Regions from separate parts of the Homo sapiens genome. Here region 2 is linked to region 1. The links are chromatin contacts, found by Hi-C in ENCODE. All regions are on one chromosome and are shown on one strand. Each heading gives the region's core, a stretch centred on a gene start or an enhancer-like site at or near the end of the contact. The rest is flanking DNA. Distances are from core to core; before and after follow the strand shown.

Evidence for each region. Hi-C counts contacts between places; a loop is a spot of excess contacts on that map. Pooled maps may share reads with other maps.
Region 2: a map with no recorded cell type shows a loop between it and region 1 (6-fold over the local background). The contact joins the promoter of ZC3H8 here to the promoter of SOWAHC in region 1. A Hi-C loop is called at or near these places in 1 of 37 single-sample maps with no recorded cell type and 4 of 50 pooled maps.

What each region holds. Positions count from the first base shown.
Region 1 is chr2:109,612,750-109,618,172 of GRCh38, forward strand. It overlaps SOWAHC (sosondowah ankyrin repeat domain family member C), which reads left to right and starts at 1,615. Exons shown (of 1, transcript NM_023016.4): 1 at 1,615-5,423. The coding sequence starts at 1,741. The coding sequence ends at 3,318. SEPTIN10 (septin 10) reads right to left here and starts at 1,217. Exons shown (of 11, transcript NM_144710.5): 1 at 1,049-1,217. The coding sequence starts at 1,078. It also overlaps a transcript of RANBP2 not described here. RefSeq lists an enhancer at 107-1,016 and silencers at 869-958, 989-1,238, 1,499-1,668.
Region 2 is chr2:112,252,602-112,257,940 of GRCh38, forward strand. ZC3H8 (zinc finger CCCH-type containing 8) reads right to left here and starts at 2,441. Exons shown (of 9, transcript NM_032494.3): 1 at 2,307-2,441. The coding sequence starts at 2,380. RefSeq lists a silencer at 2,414-2,623 and a cis regulatory region at 4,174-4,425.

The sequences.
Region 1 (5,423 bases), core at 365-2,864:
AGGGGGTCCAGACAGAAAATTTGAGATTTTTAAAAAATACGCGATAGAATGAAAAGAGACCTGGGCTGAATCAGGGAGAAAAATCTTTGTCCAGGTTCTATAAAACAAACCAACGGTGTCACTTTGGACGGATCCTCTAATCTCTCAGCCTGCAATCTGAACTGTTTCTACAATTTAAACTTCTCATGTAGGAGGTTGCTTAGTAGAGTGGTTCTCAAACTTTTTGGTCTCCAGCCTCCAAAGAGCTTTTGTTTACACAGATGAAAACCACCAATGTTTACTATCAAAAATTAAAAGGGAGAATTTGTTTTTAAGAATACACAGGCATCGGGCCTCCAAACGGCGGTGAGATCACTCCATACCATGTAGCCTTTGGAAAACTCGATGTACACGACCTTGGTACTATTAACGAAAATAGTTGTAACCACACTTGGAAAACCGCTGGCTTACTAACAAGCGAGATAAATCTACAAAAGTAACTGGAAAGGTTCAAAACAGTGAACAAACGCGTTCTTTTAGAGTACAAAAGAGTCAAGGCGGGAAAAAAACGGTTTAAAATCCCAATGGAGGAAAACTTGGACGACCACACCATCGGATAAAACGGGAGAGCTTTTGAAAAGCCAGGGGAGCCGGGCTTTCTCCCGGCGGCAGGGAGGCTCGGAAGTGCTCACGGCTGCAAAAGATGACCGCTATTCAATCAGTCCGCACTGCGCCTTCAACTCCGTTATAGCCGTAAGAGACCCACAAACACCGCTGTGGATGTAACTTTTGGCAAAGACCGGGAAGTCGTTCAAGAACTCTCCCACCGTCCCGACGCTGGCGCCGCGCCCCGCGAACCGGGGTCCGGCCGCGCCCAGGCTCCGCAGAGGCTCCTCTCCCGCCCCAGGCGCCCGGCCGCCGCGGAAGCCGGGGAGCACTGGGCGGGCGGGGCCGGAGGGGGCGCGGGTCACAATCCCGGGCCGGACCAGGGGGCCGGTGGGTCGAGGGCGGGAAGTCCCGCGGGGGCCGGGGAGCGCGGGGCTGGGGCCCCGGCGTCGGCGGGACTCACCAGGTGCCGCGCCACCTCGGAGGAGGCCATGGTCGCGGGCAGGGGCACGGTGAAGCGGCTGTATCAGCCCGGCCCCGAGCGGCTGGTCCCGGCGACGGCGGCGGGAAGGCCGGAGGGCAGAAGCAACGGGCGGGGCGCGAGGCTAGGCTGCCTCCGCGACGGGGAAGGGACAGGGGCGGGGCCGAGCTGGAGGCCTCCGGGGGCGGGGTTGGGGCGGACGCCCTGTGGTGCGCGCTGAGCGTTTTGCCTGCGCCAAGCGAGCCCCTCACAGGAGCTACCCTCGACGCCTGAGGACTGAGCGTCAGCGTTGGGGCGGGCTGAAGGAGAGCTGGGACTCCAGGAAGACGGCGCGAGGAATGCAGGCGGGAACTGCGGAGCAGTGATTGCGGCCCTCGCGAGGCCGGAAGTGGGCGGGCCTTGAGGCGAGGCCGCCCTAGGTAGGTGTGGCCGAGACAGCGGGGAGCGGAAGTGGGCGTGGCCTGGTGGCGTGGGCGCGGGGCGGGGGTGCGGGGGGCGTGTCCGCCCGGGCGCGGCCCAGTGAGGCGGTGGCCGAGTCCTCTGGCCTCAGACGCGTAGGCTGGCAGCCCGCTGAGCCCGCCAGACTCCGCCGCCGTCGGGAGCCGGCCGCTGGGAGCCCGTCGCTATGGGACCGCGCTGAGCCGCCCGCTGGCGGGGGAGCAGCGCGGTCGAGGATGGAGGGGCCGGCAGAGTGGGGCCCCGAGGCGGCGCTGGGCCCCGAGGCGGTGCTGCGCTTCCTGGCGGAGCGCGGGGGCCGGGCCCTGCACGCCGAGCTGGTGCAGCACTTCAGGGGCGCCCTAGGCGGCGAACCGGAGCAGCGCGCCCGCGCCCGCGCGCACTTCAAGGAGCTGGTGAACGCCGTGGCCACTGTGCGCGTCGATCCCGCCGACGGCGCCAAGTACGTGCACCTCAAGAAGAGGTTCTGTGAAGGGCCGTCCGAGCCCTCCGGGGACCCGCCGCGAATCCAGGTGACCGCCGAGCCCGAGGCCCCCGACGGCCCTGCCGGGCCCGAGGCGCGCGATCGGCTCCCCGACGCGGCGGCCCCGGAGTCGCTCCCTGGACAGGGCCGCGAGCTGGGCGAGGGAGAGCCCCCCGCCCCCGCGCACTGGCCGCCCCTGAGCGCCGGGGCTCGCAGGAAGAACTCGCGGCGCGACGTGCAGCCCCTACCGCGGACTCCAGCCCCGGGGCCCAGCGAGGACCTGGAGCTCCCGCCACATGGCTGCGAGGAGGCGGACAGGGGCAGCTCCCTTGTGGGGGCTACCGCACAGAGGCCGGCCCGCCAGAACCTCCGTGACCTGGTGATGGGCAGCTCCCCGCAGCTGAAGAGGAGCGTGTGTCCCGGGGGCAGCAGCCCGGGCAGCTCCTCCGGGGGAGGACGCGGCAGAGGCGGGGGCGACTCAGACAGCGCATCGGTGGCCTCGTCGTCCGCGGAGGAGGAGAGCAGCGGCGGAGGCTCCGTGACGCTGGACCCCCTGGAGCACGCGTGGATGCTCTCTGCCTCCGATGGCAAGTGGGACAGCCTGGAGGGCTTGCTCACCTGCGAGCCCGGCCTGCTGGTCAAGCGGGACTTCATTACCGGCTTCACTTGCCTGCACTGGGCCGCCAAGCACGGCAGGCAGGAGCTTCTGGCCATGCTAGTCAACTTCGCCAACAAACACCAGCTGCCGGTGAACATCGACGCCAGGACGAGCGGGGGTTACACCGCCCTGCACTTGGCAGCCATGCACGGCCACGTGGAGGTGGTGAAGCTGCTGGTGGGGGCCTACGACGCCGATGTGGACATCAGGGACTACAGTGGGAAAAAGGCCTCCCAGTACCTGAGTCGGAGCATCGCCGAGGAGATCAAGAACCTGGTGGGAGCCCTGGACGAGGGTGACGGGGAAAGCGCCGCGGGTAGCGGCGGCGGGCGCTGGAGGCTTTCAAAGGTGCTTCCCTCGCATCTCATCACCTACAAACTCTCACACGCCCTAGAAGATGGAGGGGACCATCACCACCATCACCACTCGGCTGAGGGGTGGGTCGGAGGCAAAGCCAAGGATCCAGGGCGCAAAGCCTCGGGCAGCTCTAGTGGACGTATAAAACCCAGACTCAACAAAATCCGATTCAGAACCCAGATCGTCCACACCACACCCTCTTTCAGGGACCCAGAGCAGCCGCTGGAGGGCAGGGGGGAGGAGGGAGTGGGGGAGGAACGACCTGTTAAAGGCCACTCGCCCTTCACATTGAGACCAAAGTCCAATGTATTTGGGTAAAAATTGCTTCTTTTAGAAAATGCAAAGGTTTATTTGTCTTAATAAATTGAATACTAGGTGTTGTAAGGAAGTGAGACCAGAAGGACAAGCTAAATTATGCATTCTTACTTGAGGGATCGGAATGGATGGGGCGGAGTTCTCTTCAGGCTAGCCTTCTGGGAAAAGTGGATGTCTTTTTCAGAGATTCATCATACCTTGACCTGTACCTCTTCTCTGCCCTCCACTTCCCTGCCCTGGAGTCCGTTTCTGGAGACTAGAAATGTATCTAAATTGGGGGAACAGAATGAATGAATTAATGAATGAGAGTTCCTTTGCTTTAACCATTCCTGGATGCCTGCAAAGTAAGGAATAATGCAGTTTTTATGTATCTGATTTTATAAGGGGTTACTCTTTCAAGAGTAACAAAAAAATGCAAACTGTAATGAAACTACATTGTATTTCTAAGTGTGAAAACGACAGGCTGCCCCGTTTTTACTAATTGCATTTGCATTTTAAGGTACTACTGAAGGTCAGATCAAAGTTGAAATGCAAAAATACTAATTAGAGAATAATGTGAATAAAATGGGAATCTTCTTGGTATTTTATGTGTATTGTAAGTAGCAGTTAAATTATTTTTTTAAAAGCAATTTCAGTTTTAATCACTGAACAAAAGAAACAGGCAACATTCACTTCTGTAGTATGGTTTCCACCTATCTCTAACACCACTATTAAGGTACACCAGTGTTAAGGTACATTAATAACTACACAAAATTTTATTTAAAGAGAACACTTAGCAGCCTATGATAGTTTTCAATAAAATGTTGCCTCTCTTTCGGATTCTCACTAACTTTTGTTACTATTCTAAAAGTTTGAATTTGCTGGGGTGTTTATTCTGAGGATTATTTAACCATTGTTCTATTTGGCATAACCCTATTTAATGGTGCTTAGAGCTGAATTACCTACAGAAACTGTTTCTGGTTTAAATAATTAGCACAAATTGGCCTAAGTATTCATGAGCCCATGTTTCTGTGAAGTAATTATTAAACCAACTTAATGATTCTTATGTAAGGTACACTTTTTATTTTAATACATTGGTAGTCTCTATGACTTGTAGCAATGTTTTACAAATGTTTAAAATGCTAAACTTAATTTTCCAAGCTTTTCTTGACAATTAGATACCTATCCTGTAGTTACTGAAAATCTGGGTAGTAAATCTACCCAATTAAAATGGCACTTTATAAAAGGGAATAGAGAAGAGATGGGACTATTTCTATATTTAAATGCTGCTGGCTATTCCTTTGTATATAAATGAAAAATACCATTCATTAAAATTAAGTACTCGTTTAAGTATGGTTCTTAATTACATTTCATTCATTTATATTAGAGTAAATGGCTTCATAACTACTTTAAAATTTAACCCACAAGCATATTAAATCTGTTTGTTATAAGATTGGAAACAATTTTTGAGAGGGACTAATTTAAACAAGTCCTCCTTTAGTCTTTTGGGTCGCGTAGTTGCTGAAACCTAAGTACCTGCAGCCTACAGGATAAGGAAGTTCACAGCCTGCGGGGTGAATGAACCCATGTGTGAACTGCACAGAGCAATTCATAGAAAATGCATAGAAATTTGTAACACTTTGGTCACATCTGTCTCTAGATGGTCATTGAATTTGTTTAAAGATGGATGAAAGGCCAGGCATGGTGGCTCATGCCTGTAATCCCAGCACTTTGGGAGGCCGAGGCAGGTGGATCACTTGAGGCCAGGAGTTTGAAACCAGCCTGGCCAACATGGTGAAAACCTGTCTCTACTAAAAATACAAAAATTAGCCGAGCGTGGTGGTGCGTGCCTGTAGTCCCAGCTACTTAGGAGGCTGAGGCATGAGAATCACTTAAACCTGAGAGGTGGAGGTTGCAGTTGAGCCAAGATCACGACACTGCACTCCAGCCTGGGCAACGGAGACTCTGTCTCAAAAAAAAAAAAAAAAAAGATGAATGAAAATATGAAATATATAAACTAGTATCCATTTATTTGCATTTATTGTGGGATTTCAGATATGAACGGTGTAAATTTGAGAAGCACTTATGCATACATGTGGGTGAAAAACCAATCTAATTTTGTATAAATA
Region 2 (5,339 bases), core at 1,191-3,690, 2.6 Mb after region 1:
GGGCTCCCCTAACCCTACCCCAGTACCTCGCAGACTTCCAAGTCCCTCTTACTCCACCCCAGCTGTCCTGGCCACTTTGCTCCCCTAACCCAATCACACCAAGCTCACTCCGTCTGAGGACCTTTATACAGACTCCTCTCCACCCCTCTGGACTATGAAACCCCCTCACCTCCTTCAGGTCCCTACACAGATTTTTAAAACTTACCAATGTTATCAGTGAGGCTTTCCTTATCTACCTTCTTAAAATATCTACACCTCCCAGCCGGGCGCGGTGGCTCACGCCTGTAATCCCAGCACTTTGGGAGGCCAAGGCGGGCAGATCACAAGGTCAGGAGATCGAGACCATCCTGTCTAACATGGTGAAACCCCGTCTCTACTAAAAATACGTCGGGCGTGGTGGCAGGCGCCTGTAGTCCCAGCTACTCGGGAGGCTGAGGCAGGAGAATGGTGTGAACCCGGAAGGCAGAGCTTGCAGTGAGCCGAGATCGCGCCACTGCACCCCAGCCTGGGCGACAGAGCCAGACTCTGCTCAAAAAAATAAAAAAAAAACCCACAAAACTACTCCCTCCCTACCATCCCACCAGTGCTTATTTTCCCCTTACCCTTCATTCATTTTCTCAGGGCATTTAGTACCACCTAAAATATGATATATTTATGTATGTCTCCCCCTTCCCCTAATAATGTAAATTCATTAGTACAGAAATTTTCATCTCTTCTTCATTTACTACTATATCCCCAAGGCCGTAGCAGGTGCTCAATACGATTTTTTGAATGAATGAGAAGTATTCCCATCACAAATTACTCGGAAAAAAAACCAGAAACCATATGAGAAAAGACTGATTCATCTGACTGCATAAAACCAAACCACAACATCCCCATTCCTTTTTACATTGAAAAATAATGCCATAGGCAAAGACAAATGACAATTGGGAGTAAAGTATTCGCAGATAAGAGATCCTAGAATGTGAAAAAGACCAAAAAGGAGAAAAATGGGCAAATAATATGGACAGCTCACCATACTTCCATACCATCCTTCACCCATCATTTTGGCAAAATTCCAAGTGTCTTTTATGTATTGCAGTCAAGTTTTGGGGAATGGAGCTTGTGTCCAACACACTTTGAAACTGATAGCTGCTGTTCGGATTTTTAAATGTTGCTATTATCTTTTTTTTGTGTGATGAATTCTTATGTATTTTATAACATATCAATTAGTACCAGTTATTTTTCTTAGTAAATTATATCATCTGCAAGTAATTAGTGTATCTGTCTCTTTCCAATATTTATAGGGCTTATTTTAAAATTTTAGTCATTTTGCATGAGAAGCTTGGTGATAAAATCATGGATCCTGGACATAGCTCTTCCACTTACACTGTGCAATCTCGGCAGGTTATTTAGCCTCTCCGTGCCTCAGTTTTCCCATCTGTAAAACGAGGACGGCATCATCTTCTCTTTAAGTTTGTTTTGAGGATTAAGTGATTTATTTCATGTAAAGCACAAGGTAAAGCTCTGGATGATCAGTTAAGGTAAAATTTGAGATAGAGTGAACAGCTGACCAATATCGAATGGTAAAATCAATCACAACTGGAAATATATCTCAGTTGAGGGAAATAAAAGACGTAGGTTTAAGAACAAAGATGGTGGTTTTTAGCATTTCAAATCACTAGACACTGCTCCAAAAATATAATCTACAAATTAGGGCCATCTGACCAAGAGTCTCACTTGCTTTTCCAACCTAATGGAAATATTAAGTCCAAATGACGTCTGTTGCTTTATTGTGGTCTTTAGGGTCTTTCCATGCAAATCAGTGGACTAATGGCAGAGTATTGCCTATTCTTTACCTTTCAATAAACTTGTGGTTTCATCCTTTCTACAGAAAAGAACCTAGGAGGTGTCAGTGAAAAAGGTCACATCAGTGTCCTCTGGGAGTTTACGGTCTCGTGGAAACAGGCAACAACGGTAAAGACAGACGCTACGGGACCACAGAGGCGGGCTCCTCACCCGCTGCTGTGCAGAGAAAGGGGCGCATCCCGGAGCCTTCTCGCCTCCACCCCGCTCCCCCGCCCAGGCTCTCGACAGCCCCGGCCCTGACGGCCTAAGCCTGAGCCCCGCGTTCAGCTTCTGCTCCCACCCGGACCCCGCACGACCTCTATAGGTCAGACGGTGGCGCCCGGCCGGCCCACGTGCTCCCCACGGGCCCTCGCGACGCGGCCCGGACGTGGCCCCGGACTGCCTCCAATCCAGAAGAAACTAAGAGGCGGAGTCCCGCTGAGCCCCTGCATTCAAAAGATGAAAAGATATGGGATCACCTTTCGTCAGAGTCCGTGGCCGTTTTGCCGAGGGCCGGGTTGGGGGGTTTTGAGAAAAGATTCTCAAAATCCATGACCCAGACAGGTCCTCCCTTTCGCGAGCCGGGAAGCTACAGAGTAACAACCCGAGAGAGTGACAACCCGGACGCGACGAGACGGACCCAGAGCCGCGCCAGGGCCACAGGCTCCGCCCCGCGCAGCCTCACCTGCCCCGCGCATGCGCTGCACCGCCCTCCGCGACTCTGGGCAGGCCGGGTCTCTCCCTGCCTCCTTCGCCTCGGCTCTGCGCAGGCGCCGCCGTGGTTGCCCTTCTGTAAGCTTTTTCGTCCTTTACCTCAGATAGTAGAATTTTGTTTATTTTATTTATTTATTTGTTTGTTTGTTTGTTTATTTAAAGACAGAGTCAAGCTCTGTCGTCCAGGCTGGACTGCAGTGGCGTGATCTCGGCTCACTGCAACCTCCGCCTCCCGGGTTCAAGCAAGTCTCCTGCTTCAGCCTCCTGAGTAGCTGGGACTACAGGTGTCTGCCACCACGCCCAGCTAATTTTTGTATTTTTAGTAGAGACGGGATTTCACCATGTTGGCCAGGATGGTCTCGATCTCTTGATCTCGTGATCCGCCCGCCCCAGCCTTCCAAAGTGCTGGGATTACAGGCGTGAGCCACCGCGCCCGGCCCCAGCCCAGAATTTTTAAAATTAGTTGTTAGGATTCTGCTTTCACCTTGGTGAAAACTCTTCCATCAAAATCACAGTATTTCTAAGGGATGGTAGTAACAGCTAACATTTATCTGAGCACTCCACTACTATTCCTTAGAAATAGCGTTTCACATGTTAGCTAACTTAATCCTCACAACAGCCCTGTAAAAGATGTTCTATTACCATTCACAGTTTTGAAATGAATAAACAGATGTGTAGTCAGGTAATGTAACTTGTAGGGTCTCTACAATTGAATGGGAATTAAAATGAATACACAAGTAACCTCAAGACAGAAAAGTCCGTTAAAAAGTACCAAATACTAAGAGAATTCAGAAGAGGGAAAAAATTGCATCCAGTTGGGAAGGCTTCTTGAGAAGGGAGTATTTGAGCTGGGTCTTGAGATATTTCCATAGGAAAAGAGGAAGTGGGCATTCCAAGTAGAGAGAATTGTATGAAGGCAGGAAAATAGAGCATGCTGTTGCAGAACAGGAAATTGCTCAGTTTTGCTCAATGTAATGCCATTTAAGGGACCTGTAGAAAGGAAGGCTCAAACCCTAGGTTGGGCCAGTGATAGAGAACCTGACTTGCTTCTGTAAGTGAAGGGAGTGTTTGATTCTTGGCATGAATCAGGATCCCTTTACCGATTAGTGAAGGGAACTATTTGAAGCCAGACATCTTCCCCAGGGAAATTCTACTTTCCCATGTTGTTTATATTGTAGGCCATCACCTATGGAACATGAATCATTACTAAAAATTCAGAGAAAAAATTGAATTAAGGAGATAAAAACTAGAATTACCCCCTCTTTAGCAGGAAGCATTATTATAGAACCCAAATTGTTACCATACACACTTTTTTATATAAAATATCCAACATACAGCAAAAGATAACCAGACACAAATGAAAATTAGATTGGTAGGTAAAAAGCAGCTAAAACATCTGACCTGCAAAGGCATCAGACACTAGCATTTTCAGACAAAGACTATATAAAAGGCTACATATGTTTGTGTTAGATTGATGCCAAAAAAGGCCCCAATTTCTCCAACCTTTCCTGTATCCATGTCCTTTGCAATGTGACTTTGCAGCTCCTCCCATAAAGAGGTAGGATCTATTTCACCTCCTCTTTAATCTGAGTTGATTTTGCCTGATAGAATGACTTGTCTTAGCTAGTAGAATGCAGAAGTGGCCTGCCAATACCAAGCCAAGGCCCCAAGAGGCTTTGTATGTGTCTGCTGTCTCTTATATGCCTGCCTTCTTCAGGACAATAAACTCAGGCTACCCTGCTGACGATAAGGGAGAGGCATGTAGAAGATAAGGCTAATGGAGGACAGCGAAAACACCCAGTCAACAGCTAGCAAAACCCTAAAAGCAAAGCCTCCTAGGCAACATACAGCTGAGCACACACATGATGGAGTCCTGCAGAGAACCAAAGACTCTCAGATGATCCCAGTCCAAATTACTAACCCACATAAATAAATGGTCCTTGTTTTAAGCCACTAAGTTTTTAAGTAGTTTACTACATAGTAATATCTAACTAATAAAAAAGAAACTATAAAAAGTGTCATAGAGAAATTGGGGAGAAGTAACCAAGTAGAACTTCTAGAAATAAAAAATATAATACTGAAATTTTTAAAAATCAGTGGATGGGGCTGGGCGTGGTGGCTCACACCTGTAATCCCAGCACTTTGGGAGGCCAAGGCCGGTGGATCACAAGGTCAAGAGATAGAGACCATCCTGCCAAAATGGTGAAACCCTGTCTCTAATAAAAATACAAAAATTAGCTGGGCGGGTTGGCGCACGCCTGTAGTCCCAGCTACTCAGGAGTCTGAGGCAGGAGAATCGCTTGAACCCGGGAGGCGGAGGTTGCAGTGAGCTGAAATTGCGCCACTGCACTCCAGCCTGGGAGACAGAGTGAGACTCCATCTCAAAAAAAAAAAAAAAAAATCAGTGGATGGTGTGGTCATATTAAAATGTGTTCAAAAATTCCTTAACACTTCTCCCTGCAAAAGTTGGAGATTTAGTCCCCTCTTCTTTAATGTGGATAGGATTTACTTATTTATTTCTAACAAATACAATGTGGCAAAAGTGATGATGCATGATTTCTGAGGTCATAAGAAGACATTGTAGTTTCTGCCTTATTCTCTTGAATCATCTGCATGAAGGGAAGTCAGTCACCATGTCATGAATCACTCAGGCAGCCTGTGGAGAGCCAGCCATGTGGGTGAGGTACCTTGGAAACAGATCTCCCAGCACTAAGCAAGCCAGAAGACATCTCGACAGCAATCCCGTGAGAAACTGTGGGACAGAACCACCCAGCTAAGCAGCTCGCAGATTCGTGACC